2 separate regions of the Homo sapiens genome follow, and region 1 is linked to region 2. A link is a contact called in ENCODE Hi-C data. All regions are on one chromosome and are shown on one strand. The core of a region is the stretch at or near the end of the contact, and the rest is flanking DNA. Distances in the headings are between cores, read along the strand shown.

Region 1 (7,594 bases), core at 1,456-3,955, 4.6 Mb after region 2:
CAGAGGGAAGGCATGTCCAGATAGCAGGAATCTTCTTCAGGAGTATAGAAACAAGTGCAGACCATCTAAATGAGAACAAGCAAAGCCAAATTTATTTGGAGCTTACAATAGCAAGGGAGTCAGCCATCATCACTTGCATTTGTCAGAGACTCAACGGCAGGCAGAGGAGTGAGAAAGCTTTAGAGTGGAAAAAAGGGAAAGCTTCAGGTATGCCAATTCAAGGCTGTTGGCATGGAGAAGCTGCAGGTGGGCTAACTAAAAGCAGGGCATCCTATGTAATTATTTAGGGGTGGGTAGATATTTGGCTCTCTCTAGCTGGCCTTGAGTTGGAAGCCCTGACAAAACTTACAGAAGCTGTAAGTTATTAATCACGTCCTGGCCATTTGGGGTAGATTGCTACAAGGGTTATTGCTTGGCTTCCTGGACTGGTTGCTAAATATAGTAATCTGATTTCTTGGACTGGTTACTGGACATAGTAGGTTGCCTTCCTGGACTGGTTGTTGAAGGTTGTAGGTTAGTGTTCTATTTGTATATATTCTCTGGCCATTGTCTATTTGAATTCAGTCTCCCAGGACGGAGGAGTAGGGAGGAAATAAGAAAGGGATAGGGTGGCCAGGTGATTAAGGCAAATAAACTCCTATCAGTACTCCAATAGTCCTGTTGTCAGAGGCGTTTGAACCAGAGTGACTCCAACTTGAACAGGTGCTGGGTAAAACGAGGCTGAGACCTACTGAGCTGCATTCCCAGGAGGTTAGGCATTCTTAGTCACAGAAGATTGGAGGTCCACGCAAGATACAGGTCACAAAGACCCTGCTGATAAACAGGATGTCGTAAAGAAGACAGGCCAAACCCACCAAAACCAAGATGAAGACAAAAGTGACCTCTGGTCATCCTCACTTCTCATTATACGTGAATTATAATGCATTAGCATGCTAAAAGACACTCCCACCAGCACCATGACAGTTTACAAATGCCATGGCAACATCCAGAAGTCATACAGTCTAAAAGAGGGTAGAACCCTAAGTTCCAAAAATTGCCTGCCCCCTTCCTTGAAAACTCATGAATAATCCACCCCTTGTTTAACATATAATTAAGAAATAACTGGCTGGGCGCGGTGGCTCACGCCTGTAATCCCAGCACTTTGGGAGGCCGAGCCAGGAGGATCACCAGGTCAGTAGATTGAGACCATCCTGGCTAACACGGTGAAACCCTGTCTCTACTAAAAATACAATAAATTTCCAGCTACTCGGGAGGCTGAGGCAGGAGAATGGCGTGAACCCGGGAGGCGGAGCTTGCAGTGAGCCGAGATGGCGCCACTGCACTCCAGCCTGGGCGACAGAGCAAGACTCCGTGTCAAAACAAACAAACAACACACAAAAAAACTATATACTCAGTCCAGCAGCCCAAGCCACTGCTCTGCCTATGGAGTAGCCATTCTTTTGTTTCTTTACTTCTTTAATAAACTTGCTTTCACTTCACTATATGGACTCATGATTGGCAACGCTTTCTGGTAACACTGCCCAGGTTTCCTTTGTCAAGCGTGCCTTTCTCAGCCCTACATACCCACAGTTAAATAATCCCTTCTCTCCTGTTTATTTTTCAACTATTGAAAATAGCAAACATCTTAAAACAATTTGTCTTCATGTTTTTCCTCTTAAAAAATTGCAAACGTCTTCTGGGCAGGATTTATGTATTGTTTATCTTATTTATTCTCTTCCTATTGCATCTGGAACACAGTCTGTTTTCAATACCGTTTGTTGAACTCCAGGGTAGATTACAGGGCTGTGTATTATAATCTACAGTACTTTAACTGAAGTTACTCGTTTATTGGTGACTACATTGCTGTCAAAAATACACTCATGTGGCTGGGTGTGGTGGCTCATGCCTGTAATCCCAACACTTTGGGAGGCTGAGGCGGGCGGATCAGGAGGTCAAGAGATCAAGACCATCCTGGCCAACACGGTGAAACCTGGTCTCTACTAAAAATACAAAAATTAGCTGGGCGTGGTGGCGCATGCCTGTAGTCCCAGCTACTTGGGAGGCTGAGGCAGGAGAATCGCTTGAACCTGGGAGGCGGAGGTTGCAGTGAGCCGAGATCGCATCACTGCACTCCAGCCTGGTGACAGCGCCAGACTCCGTCTCAAAAAAAACCCCCCAAAAACAGAAAAACAAAAACAAAAAACCGCAGATGTTATAGAATATAAAATTATAAATGACAAAAAGCTTGAAATAAAACGAGCAGAGCATATAAAAGTTAATGAAGCTGAAGAAAACGTGAGCTTCTCCGTACACTTAACAAGGCTGCGATTTTTACCAACTTTTTTGCACTGTTGTAGCCCCAATAATGTATCTAAAATGGTACTTGACACAGTTTATATCCTTAAGAATGTATGCATGCACGCACGCGTGAAGAATGAATGAATGAGGGGTCGTCCCTTTGCACACACGGAGGTCTACGGGCCGCAGAGTACCTACAGCATGGCCACCGCAAGCGCAACTAAAATCCAGGGCTTGTCGCAGGCACAGGCTCCTCCTTCGGTGGGTGGGACGGCGGCGCGCACTTTCTCTACGCCCCACTGCTAGGATGTGCGGCCACCACTCCTCCTCCGCCGCCGCCGCCGCCGCCGCCGCCGCCGCCGCGTCGAGTGCAAGGGCTTCTGGGAGCCGAGCCTCGGGGTCTCGGAGAAGGGGCGCAGGTGGCCGCCATCTTGGATTGCGAACTGGGTCGCTACGCTTCACGCCAGGGGCGGAGTGGCGGCCCTTCTGTTACCCGCCACACACGTCGCCGCTGGGGACTGGGAAATCAGGGCATCGGAGAGTGCCACATTAATGGGTAAGTTGGAGTGAACACGGGCTAGGTTGGGGGAGCCTCGGTTTTGGTCCCTTTGGGAACTACTAGTTCCTGGGGCCACGGTTTTTATTTACCCCTTACTTTGCGAAGGTCTCTGGAACCTGGCGGTGCCGGGTGTTTCTCGTGTTTTCCCCAGGGCGACAGCGGTCGCGGGGGCGTGGCAGCCGGACCTTTCCCTTGCGGACGCGAAGGCGTGGTGAGTTCAGATTCTTTCAGCAGGTCCTCTGGAGTGATGGGCAGCTGGTCTCATCTTCGCCGCCCCGCCTCACCGTTTCTCGGTAGTTCTTTTCAGTTAATGGAATTGCCAAACGTTGCCACTCATACCTGGTACCCATCAGCTGTGTCCAGCAGCTTATGGAAATTCCACAGTGTCCAAAGAAGAGACAGGTTCCATCCCGAGGGCCTCCTAGCCTCGCCCTCTCCATCCGCCAGCCTCCCTCCTCCACCTGCGTGCAGGTGCCTCTAGTGCTCATTCCCGACGACAAGGCAAGCCTGGGTTCCACGCTTCTAATAGTCGGGCAGCTCCGTTCTAAGATGAAAACTTAGGTTTTCATCGATAATACATAGGAGATGGAAGTATTTGAAAGCTGTGAAATGACAGTGATATGTCTAAAGAATATGACATTGGCGGCGGGCGCGGTGGCTCACGCCTGTAATCCCAGCACTTTGGGAGGCGGAGGCGGGCGGATCACGAGGTCAGGAGATCGAGACCATCCTGGCTAACACGGTGAAACCTCGTCTCTACCAAAAATACAAAAAATACAAAATAAAATACAAAATAATAAATACAAAAAAAATACCAAAAATACAAAAAAAGGAAAAATTAGCCTGGCATGGTGGTGGGCGCCTGTAGTCCCAGCGACTCGGGAGGCTGAAGCAGGAGAACGGTGTGAACCCGGGCGGCGGAGCTTGCAGTGAGCCGAGAGCGCCATTGCACTCCAGCCCGGGCGACAGAGCGAGACTCTGTCTCAAAAAACAAACAAAAGAATATGACACTGGCATTTACTTTTGAGCTTTTTAGACATGTTTTTTAAAAAAGACAAAAACACTAATGATTTATCTCTCAATTACAACACCCAATAATGATGACTCATATTCTGTACAAAAGTGGTTTTCTTGGTAGGTCAGGAGCAACTCTCTCCCTCCGACCTAAGTACTGCTTGTTTGGTTGTGAGGGCTCTCTAGTTGGCACTTCCCCCGCTTTGTGCAGTCTTTTACTTTCACTAATGAGGCGCCCAGCCCCATGGAAATGAAGGCTTTACTGGCATAAGAAATAATGTCGATTGATATTAAAGAAAATCATAAGTTCAGATTCCAGTTATTTGCCCAACTTAAACATGGTTTTTCTAAGAGCCGTTGAAAGCTTATGAATGAAAAAAATTCCTCTATTCTGTAACTTTAAAGTGCTGGAATAACATTTCTAAATAAAAATATTTAATTTTTATGAGACCTCAGCCTTTGAAGTGCAGCCTTTAAATTTATTTTTCAGTGAACGAAACAATCCCATTGGATGGGGCCCCTTTAGAGATAATTTCCCTTGGTTTATTGTCCCCTTTAAAGCAACTGCAGTGAGGATGGATGCAGTGTTAAATCTGAAGCCGGAAGTCAGTACTATTGAAGAAAAAGGAACAAGTGATATCTGAGTTGTTGGTGCTGTATTTTATTTGGCTAAAATTTATGCTGAACAGTTACAATGTGGTTGCTTGGATTAATGGTCTCATAAGTAGCGCCTTTGTATGTGTGCGTGGTGGGGCACAAGGTGATCCAGTCAGATGTGGTAAGAAAATATTAGAACTTCTATTTGTTTACCTTTTAAAACTTTCATTCTTAAAAATTTCTGTTTTTTGTGAATTTTATGCTAGAGTAGTATATTAGAATAGTAATGCATGTATAGAAATAAATATATTGAGGATGAATGCACAAATGTATTTTACGAATGTAGGATGTGTGATTGAAAACGTTTAGAGCCAGTGGCCTAGAATATGCTACATATATAGGTGATAAATACTTTAAGAGTTTTATTTCCATGAGCATTTTATTTTACTTAAATATTTTATATATATTGAGCGTAATTCAACAACTAATACTGTGGTCAGTTTGCACTGTAATGAACTCTGATCTCTAATTTTTTCCTTTCAAGAGTCTAGCTTTTTATAGATATAAAATAGAGAATAATACCAAACATTGTTATTAGTAAAGTTATGTTGAGCGGTTTCCCTCTTTTATTTATTATTTTTTTTTGAGATGGAGTCTCACTCTGTGGCCCAGGCTGGAGTGCAGTGGCATGATCTTGGCTCACTGCAAGTTCCGCCTCCCGGGGTTCATGCCAGGAGTCTCCCTCCCGGGGTCTCCTGCCTCAGCCTCCTGAGTAGCTGGGACTACAGGTGCCCACCACCACGCCCGGCTAATTTTTTGTATTTTTAATAGAGATGGGGTTTCACTGTGTTAGCCAAAATGGTCTCGATCTCCTGACCTTGTGATCCACCTGCCTCGGCCTCCCAAAGTGCTGGGATTACAGGCGTGAGCCACCGTGCCCGGCCTTTTTTTTTTTTTTTTTTTTTTTTTTTTTTTTTTGACAGAGTCTTGCTCTGTCTCCCAGGCTGGAGTCCAGGCTGGAGCGATCTTGGCTCACTGCAACCTCTGCCTCCCGAGTTCAAGCAATTCTCCTGCCTCAGCCTCCAGAGTAGCTGGGATTACAGGCTTCTACCAGCATGCCCAGCTGATTTTTGTATTTTCAGTAGAGACAGGGTTTCACTATATTGGCCAGGCCGGTCTTGAACTCCTGACCTCAAGCGATCGACTCTCCTTGGCCTTCTAAAGTGCTAGGTTTACAGGTGTGAGCTACCCCGCCCGGCCATATTGAGCAGTTTCTAATGATATCTATTTGTAGGTGCACATAGTATTGCTGAATCTATTAAATATTTTAAAGGAGGAATTTTGGTAAATTAATCATGCATTTCTTTTCAATCATTCTCAAGTCCTCAGCCCCTTCCCTTCTACCTTGAGCTCCACCAGTAGTGAGATTTGTCTCACTATCTTTACCAGTGACATAATTACCAAATCTGATGCCTGATATGGTACTTGGATTATTACAGGCACTTTTATTTTCTGGATGAATCAATGAATGAATAAACCGAGTGGCCTGTTTTCAGTGGTACTACAACTTAAATATTCCTTTATCTTTTGAACTCCTTTCCTTTGCAGGACTCTTAATTTCTTCCTTATTCTTCTACTTCTCTGACCTACTTCTTTTTGGTTTCTTTTGCTCTTGCCTTTTTCTGCTAAAATATGATGGTCCCCAAGATTTCTCCTTTGGTCATCCTTCTTCTGTAGCTCTACATGATAGCAAATGATCACTCCAGATCCCTGTCCTGAGTTCTGATCCGTATTTTCAACCATCTACAGATCAAAGCCTCCTACATGTGCACCAAGTACTACACATTTACCATGTTTAAAACCAGAGTCACTATACACTTATTAGAATGGCTATGACTAGCAACAGCAACGACAAAACCCCTTAAATCATCAAATGGAGACAGGATGCAAAGCAACTGGAACTCTCATACATTACTGATGGGAATGCAAGATGGAATACTCACTTTGGAAAGAAGTTTGGCAGTTTCTTATAAAGTGAAACATAAACTTGCCGTATTATCCGTCAGTTCTACTCCTAGATATTTACTGAGTGAAATGAAAACTTATGTTTACACAAACACCTTTACATAAATGTCTGTAGCACATTTATTCATAACCTCCAAAAACTAGAAACCACCCAGATGTTCTTTAACTGGAAAACTGATAAACCGTGATCTGTCCCTACAGTGGAATAACAGCAATAAGAAAGGAGAGTTGATAGATGCCAACAATGTGGACGACTCAAATACCGTGCTAAATGAAAGAAGCCGGATTTATTTTGTTGGTTTTGTTGTTGTTGTTTATTTTACCTTTAGGCTCAGGGGCACATGTGCAAGCTTGTTGTATAGGTAAACTCGTGTCATGGGTGTTGTACAGATTATTTTGTCACCCAGGTACTAAGCCTAGTACCCAATAGTTATTTTTTCTGCATCTCTCCCTCCTCCTACCCTCCACCCTCCGGTAGGCCCCCAGTGTCTGTTGTTCCCTTCTTTGTGTCCATGTGTTCTCCTCATTTAGCTCCCACTTATAAGTAAGAACATGTGGTATTTGTTTTTCTTTTCCTGCATTAGTTTGCTAAGGATAATGTCCTCTAGCTCCATTCATGTTCCCACAGAAGACATGATCACATTCTTTTTTGTGGCTGCATAGTATTTCATGGTGTTTATGTACCACATTTTCTTTATCCAGTCTGTTACTGATGGGCATTTAGGTTGATTCCATGTCTTTCCTATTGTAAAAACTGCTGCACTGAACATTTGTGTGCACATGTTTTTATGGTAGAATGATTTATATCCCTCTGGATATACACCCAGTAATGGAATTGCTGGGCCAAATGGTAGTTCTATTTTTAGCTCTTTGAGGAATTGCCACACTGCTTTCCACAGTGATTGAACTAATTTACATTTGTTTTTTGACTTTTTTTCTTTTCCTTTTTGAGACATGGTCTCACTGTTGCCCGGGCTGGAGTGCAGTGGTGTGGTCATGGCCAATGTAGCCTTGACCTTTGGGCTTAAGTGATTCTTCCACCTCAGCCTTCTGAGTAGCTGAGACTATAGTCACGTGCCACCATGCCTGGGTAATGTTTTGATATTTTGTTGAGACAGGGTC
Region 2 (6,981 bases), core at 2,232-4,731:
AAAGTATGGGCTTTTCCCCCTAATGTGTTAGGTGGACACAAATGTCTGCTTAGTTATATTTATATTAAATGTGGCTTAGTAATTTTTTTCTACTTTGAAAAGTTTAAAGTTTTATTCTCATGATAGTTACTGAGAATAGTTATTTAAAAAATACATGTAATATAAGAATCCAAGCATATGTATCTTACTCGTGCTTTTAAAGAACATATTTTTCCCTTGGAAATACTTCCACCATCACCAACCACTCTGAAAGATAAAAAAATGAGAAATGGTCATAAGATCTTCCATGGCTAATAGCACTATCAGGTGATAAAGTTAACTTCCATTTATATAATAAGACTGCTTATAGGCCAGGTAAGGCAGACACAACAGCTATTCCTAATCTCTTTCTTCCTTGCTTACCTCCCATTAGGCTGAAAAAGTGAGGTACTTAGTTTCCTGGCTTTCTTTGTAGTTAGGGCTGGCCATGTAATCCAGTTCTAGCCAATGAGATAAAGGGGAAGTATTCTGGGAAGCTTTTAAAGAAGGACCAGATGCAGTTGGTGCCTATCTTCTTTCTTTTTCCTGCCTCAAACTTGAATATGGATGTGATTCCTGGAGAAGACTGCCATTTTATAGTCATGAAGTAATAATACAAGTACAAAAAGCCAACACACTTATGGACAGTGGAACATATATAGTATTAGATCTTTGAGGCATTCCTTTAAACCTAGAACATCTGATTTGCAGATTTGTGAGATAAATGAATACCTTTACTGCCTCAGCCACCATTAATGTAGTTTTCTATTGCAGTTAACACCCATCAACTGATATAACTGGTATTTACCATTGAGTATCTAAGGTTGTTCTCAGAATTTCACGTTGGAAATAAGTTGCCAAAGTACTAAAATCTAACGCAGTATATGGGTCAATAAAGACAGTTCACAAGACGGAATATATGAAGGGTAGCCAATCATCAGGCCAAATTCAACTAGCTGCCTGTTTTCCTAAATAAAATTTTATTCAAATGTGGACACACCCATTCCTTTATGTATTACCTATGCCCACAATCATGCTACAGATCAAGTAGTGGTGCAAAAGACTTTATGGTTCACAAAACCTAAAATATTTACTGCCTGGTCCTTTACAGAAAATATATGCATGCCAACCCATGCTGTAGGTAAATTCCTATCATGCTACTCAAAAGGTATAAAAATTTGATAAGAATAGTACACAAAGATATGGTTTTACTTTGAAAAATATTTTTTGTACTAAGCTGTGGAACAGATGCTGCATGTGTTGATAGTACACAGAAAGAAGTGCAAGATGCCACAACCCTGTTTGCCAAACTTACCGGGAAAATAATAGTGCTCTCAGGTTAAAGTATAAAACACACAGAGTAGATGAGAGTGTAGTTATGAAGAGTCACCTTATGAAGAAAGAAAAGCTCCCAGGCTGAGTCTCAACTATGTAATACTCAATGTAAGCGTTGGGTAACAAGAAGTAAAGAGGTGGGTGTAGGAACTTAGCAAGAGAAGCGCCGGAAAGGAAGTATGACAGAAGCAAATTTGAGTCTCCTAAGAGAATTTAGAGGTGAGGATATTGTGGGCTACAAATAAGAGGGAATCTATAGTCTATATGACAGATATCTCCATAAAATAAATATAAATGATACCAGCCATTAAAGTAACTAACTTCCTTTGGTCTGATTCCATGGTCACCAAGCAACCTTCAGATTATTACACAGCTTTTCAGTTAGATTTCCTACAAAAGATAAAGTAATGTGCCTATGAAAATGAGAATTTGGTCTTTGGTTAACCTGGCTGTACTGGAGAGCACTGAACCCATCTCGAGATGCCAATGACACTTCTGAGTTTGCAAGCCAGTGCCCTAGATAGACTCTGGAATTCACCCAGGAAGCGCGGACTAATCAGCTTTCTCTGAAGATAACTGCTCACACACCCAGCCAACTATTTTAAACTAGAACTGATGTTCCTATTGGATTAAAGCCTGACACGAAGTATGTATTTTTCAGTTTAAGCACAGGACAGTTAGTTTTATGAAGTATTTTGAAAATGCATGAACTTAATGATTTAATATTAAAAGCTTATGGAGATATCCTAAACGGCAACTTAAATTACTCTTCCAGATAAAACATATATGGTACTTACATATACTCTTTATTAAATAAACAAAAACAATCCAACAACTGCTTGTCACCTTTTTAAGTATATTTTTATACTTACAGCATATATGTAAACAATATATTTTTCTTTCAAAAGTTAGTTATTACAGGATGCATTAACAAGATGCCCTCTGGGAAAATTTCAGCTTTCTTTTAATGAAACTTATTTCAAGGTTAAGTTAAAAGAAGTCACACTAAAGGGAAATCTGTTGTCTTCTTCGGGAAAATGATATAAGAATATTAATAATCTAATAGAATAAATATGCTTTCAATAATGAAACAAAAAAACACAACTTCGCAGCTGGCTATTTTTATTGTCCTTTGAAGAATTCTCTCCCAAGCTACTGAAACTTAAAGTATCACACTGTGACAGACTTTAATCCCATCTTACCTGGTGTCCACATTTCTAAAGAAGCTGCTTATTGCCTCATCATAAATTCCTTTCTAAAAAGAAAAACATATGTTAATAGCATTTAGGTTTTGCTTCTCGCCCAAATCAAGTTCTTTCAATTTTAATTACATAATACTGTAATGGCTAGGATGAGACTCTGATAAGAAAAACCAAGTATCACAAAATGCGGAGCCTGACTCTTCCCAATCTCCTTAGAAGAGTAAATGCCAGATCTACAGATAAAAAGTTCAGCAGGGGGTGCTAAAGAAAGGATTTCACCCATAGGACTGTAGGACAGGTCCATCAAATGAGCGTTCTCTGGATTCTTCGTAATCTTTTTAAAAGCTGACTGGTTAAATTAAGGAATACAATAACCACACGTGTTATCTATTTTACAAAGTACTTTCCCATATACAAATCTCACTGTTCTGCACACGAACACCAATAAAGAGGAGACCCTGAGAATCAGGAAAAACGTTAAGACTAAGGTCGCTGGCCAGTGTTCTTTTAGTTTAGTGTGTGTCTGACGCAACATGTTTAAAAACCAGTACGTTCTTTACTGGGAAGATCCCATGCATCTTAAACGGGTCAGATGAAAGCTCAAGTCGATTATTTCCTGCGTATGGGCTGGAAGACCTAGCTGACAGGCGAGGGGGCTCGCGGCGGCGGGCGGGTACCTGGTTGACCGCGGCGTGCTCCCTTAGTGCCAGGTCCCAGAAGCAGCAGCCGATCTGGTTTCCGCACTGGCCGACTGCGACCGGAGGAGAGGAAGGAAAGAGAATAGGACATTAAGCAGGAAACATGGCCGCTGGATTCCGCGGCGACCAGGTCTCTACCCGCCCGGCGTAGCTTACCCTGTACGACCACCGACTGGGTCATGGTGGTGCGCCGCCGGCTCCGGGAGCTTGCTAGCCCGCGGCCGCTTCTGCATTCCCCCAGCAACGGCGCTCTGCTAGAGAGCTGCCGTAAGTCACGCTACTGCCGCAAGCCTCTGCCGTCGCTAAGCACGTCTGTAGGTTCAGGCTAAGGTTTTCCGTCAGAAGGCCGCGCAAGTGCACTTGCGTGTCACCGTTACCGTAGCGACTGGGCTTCTGGACTGTATATCCTAGCTGCCTTGTCAACATCTTCGAGCATCGGCAGCTCCGGAGGCCGGGGTAACTGGCAGGTAACTAGGCTTTGGAGTGGTATTTTAAAATATGTGTCGTTAAGCTGTTCGTGGGCTATCAGAGGTTTAATTTTTGTTCACAGCCTCAACACCCGGGGCGGTGGATCAGTCCGTTTATTCAGATTCCACGGGACGCTGCGTTGGCATCTCTGTTCAACAAGCCCTTTATTCTAATAGAAAATGAACAATGGCGTTGAGCAAAGAGAAACCCCAGAGAAATAGTCATGTCAGGGCACAATTGAAACTAGATGGTTATACGCTTTGACAAAAATGGCAAAGCTAAGGTCACAGACCCAACCAGTATTTGTTGAACGCTGTATACTCCCCAAATTAACTTGTAGGCTCGCTGGGAAGATTAGAAAGAAATTAAGGCATAGATCCAGTTCCAAGAAGCTTACAATCTAATTGAAGACATACACGCGAAATACTTAAAGAATTGTGTGGCGTTGACTATAAGTGCAATAGGATTCAGTGGTTGAGGATGTAGATGAGTATGTAGAAGTCTGATAGAAGACACGAGATTAACACTAGGCATTTAGATGGGTATTTAGATGGGATAGGCAGGAGAAGATTAAAAAGTTAGGCATTATGACAATTACCAACTACTTAAAATTGTCAAACATTAAAATATGTAAACTTCTATTGATCAAATTAGACCAGATTTTAATTAAGAACTCAAGTACTTCTTTAATGAAATTAATATTTTCCACAAAAATTCTGAAGAACTACGAAACTCTAAGAAGTCTTCTTTGTTTAATAAAAAGTTATATGGTATGTGCTATGAATATGTGCTAATATGAACTGTAATATTCAATGGATTAGAACACTTTATTGTCCCACCAAGACACGTAGTAGTTACTATTAAATTTCTCTGGTAGCCGGTAGGTTTAAAGTTGCAATGGATTTTATATCTTTTGGTAATAGGCAGCTTTCGGTCAGTAAATTTTTGTAGGCTGGATTTATTCTTAACTTCTTACTGAGTATGGGGTCAGTGGTAGAGGTAAAGTTGGGCATTTTAGGTCTTGATGCTAAAGTCCCAACGTCTGGGGCTTCCAAAATTTGCAAGTCTTGGTCCAGTTTGTAGGCAGTGATGTGAATAGGTCTGTATCAGTGTGTTATCAGTGCTAGGTGAGATGATACACTGGCCTTTGCAGAGCCCTACCCTTCATGCAGTCCCAGTCATTATTCCCCACACAGGAAAGAAAAGTCCTAACACATCTTATTAATAACTTCAGTCTCTAGAGAATCAGACTGAGAGACAGTTCTGCTTAAGAGCCAAGCAAGGTAGAGCCTCACATGCCAGCCACTCCAAAACTTCCGTATATGCAAACCCGGGTGAGCCAAGTTGAGATCGGTTGAACCGCAGCGGGCTATTCAGAATATTATAAGCAAGAGAAATGTTTTTGGTTGAAATTACTGAAATTTTGGGGTGCAGTTTTATTGTAGTGATAGCTGACCAACATACAGAGCAAATAGAGTGAACAGAATTCCACATGCTGAAAATGAAAAAGAAAAAAATTATTGGGAATCCTATGGACTCCTAAAATTGAAGGAAGGAAGACAAGGATGGAAGGGAGAGAGGGAGGGAAGGGGGAGAGGAAGGAAGGAACGATGTAAAAGATGGATAAAGTACAAGACCTTGGGGTAAAACCTAGCCTAAGAGGGGAGAAAAGAAAATTCATCATATCTACTTTGTGCTGAAGAAGAACTTAAGAATATGAATGCAATAAAACAGGAACTTAAAGACAAGATACTAAAATAATAAGACTCAAGCTCTATGAGGGCTGAGTCTTGTTGTTTTATCCACTACTAGGGATAGTACCTTGCATATAGTAGATAGTAAATAAATATTTGATGAATAAATGAAATAAAATGGAGATAAAAGAACTAAGGAAATTAACTGAAGACAACAACATCCACCTTAAAGGACTTAAAGAAATAATTTTTAAAAGCATTTAAGAAGCAGACTAGAGAGATGCACATCAAATTATAATGTAGAGGAAAGTCTTAAAATAATAACAATACTAGGCAAAACCCAGAGATATGAAAGTTATTAAAAATAATATGTATGAAGGAGACAAAGATGGCTCAACATAAGATTAACATGTGCCCACAGCAAATGGAGGAAAAAATGTACTTGATAAAAAAAAAGGAAGAAAAATACATAGATTAAAAGGATACACACTATGTTCTATAGGACAATTTATAGAAAAATCAACACCAAGACATGCAGCCTCATTAAGGCATTCAACTTTTCAGAATAAAGAGAGAATTTTTTAGGTACCTAGGCATGAAATGAACGGGGGAGTGGGATGAAGAAAAAACAATTAATTAGAGTACTTTAGACTCATCTATATAGCACATTCAGTACTGGAAGGCATTGAAAACATGCTGCAAAGTTCTGAAGGGGAATAAAATGTTTTAGAAGAAAATTATTCTGTAGCTTTTGTAAGTTGTCATTAAAATATAATTCAGAGTTGTGGGTGGTCTGTTTTTATTCTTGCTTGCACACCGCCATTTCTGAGCTCATCTCTTTCTCATATAACTTGACAAACAGTAGCAACTGACATGTTATTGTTTTCCAGCCTCTTCTCCCAACATTTAAATTCATTAGTTAAATCACATGCCTTCTAGGTTATCACAGAGTTTTCCAAAGATTTTTCCCAATAGGTTTGTTCCTGGGTGACATAGATCACTATCCTTTTAGCTTTCCACAACAGTTTCCTTGTTAATTGCTGCTTGACCACTTAGGTATGGTGACTTATATTTTAGATTTTTGTTATAGCGGTACCTAAGTCTGGACCAAAGTCTGTATACATCAGCATAAACTTTGTTGTGCTGTGGTAACAATCAACCCCAAAATCTCAGTGGTGTAAAACAACAATTTTTTTTTTGTACATGATACATGTCCATTGAGGGGTGTCTGGGGGCTATGCTTTATGTTATCCCCCTTCTGGCACTCAGGCTGATGATCTGCCATTATTTGGTCCATTTTTGATTTGTTTGATTTTAAATTGATTAATTATTGTGTATATTAATGGGGTACAGTTGATTTTTTGATAAATATTTACATTGTGGAATGATTAAATCAATCTGATTAACATATCCATCATTTCACATACTCAGAATTTTTTTGTGATGAGAACATTTAAAATCTGCTCTTTTAGCAGTTCTGAAATATATATTATTAATAACTAGTCACCATGCTATGTAATAGATCTATAAAACTTATTCCTCCTAACTGAAACTTATTGTATCCGT

Evidence for each region. Hi-C counts contacts between places; a loop is a spot of excess contacts on that map. Pooled maps may share reads with other maps.
Region 1: a loop to region 2 is called in a pooled map, with 9 times the contacts of the local background. The contact joins the promoter of KPNA5 here to the promoter of TUBE1 in region 2. A Hi-C loop is called at or near these places in 5 of 50 pooled maps.

What each region holds. Positions count from the first base shown.
Region 1 is chr6:116,678,506-116,686,099 of GRCh38, forward strand. It overlaps KPNA5 (karyopherin subunit alpha 5), which reads left to right and starts at 2,706. Exons shown (of 14, transcript NM_001366306.2): 1 at 2,706-2,833. The coding sequence starts at 2,830. RefSeq lists enhancers at 2,303-3,286, 3,287-4,268.
Region 2 is chr6:112,084,001-112,090,981 of GRCh38, forward strand. TUBE1 (tubulin epsilon 1) reads right to left here and starts at 3,482. Exons shown (of 12, transcript NM_016262.5): 1 at 3,410-3,482; 2 at 3,233-3,306; 3 at 2,556-2,608; 4 at 189-246. The coding sequence starts at 3,434. It overlaps FAM229B (family with sequence similarity 229 member B), which reads left to right and starts at 3,591. Exons shown (of 4, transcript NM_001033564.3): 1 at 3,591-3,720. RefSeq lists enhancers at 3,012-3,061, 3,196-3,727, 3,462-3,651.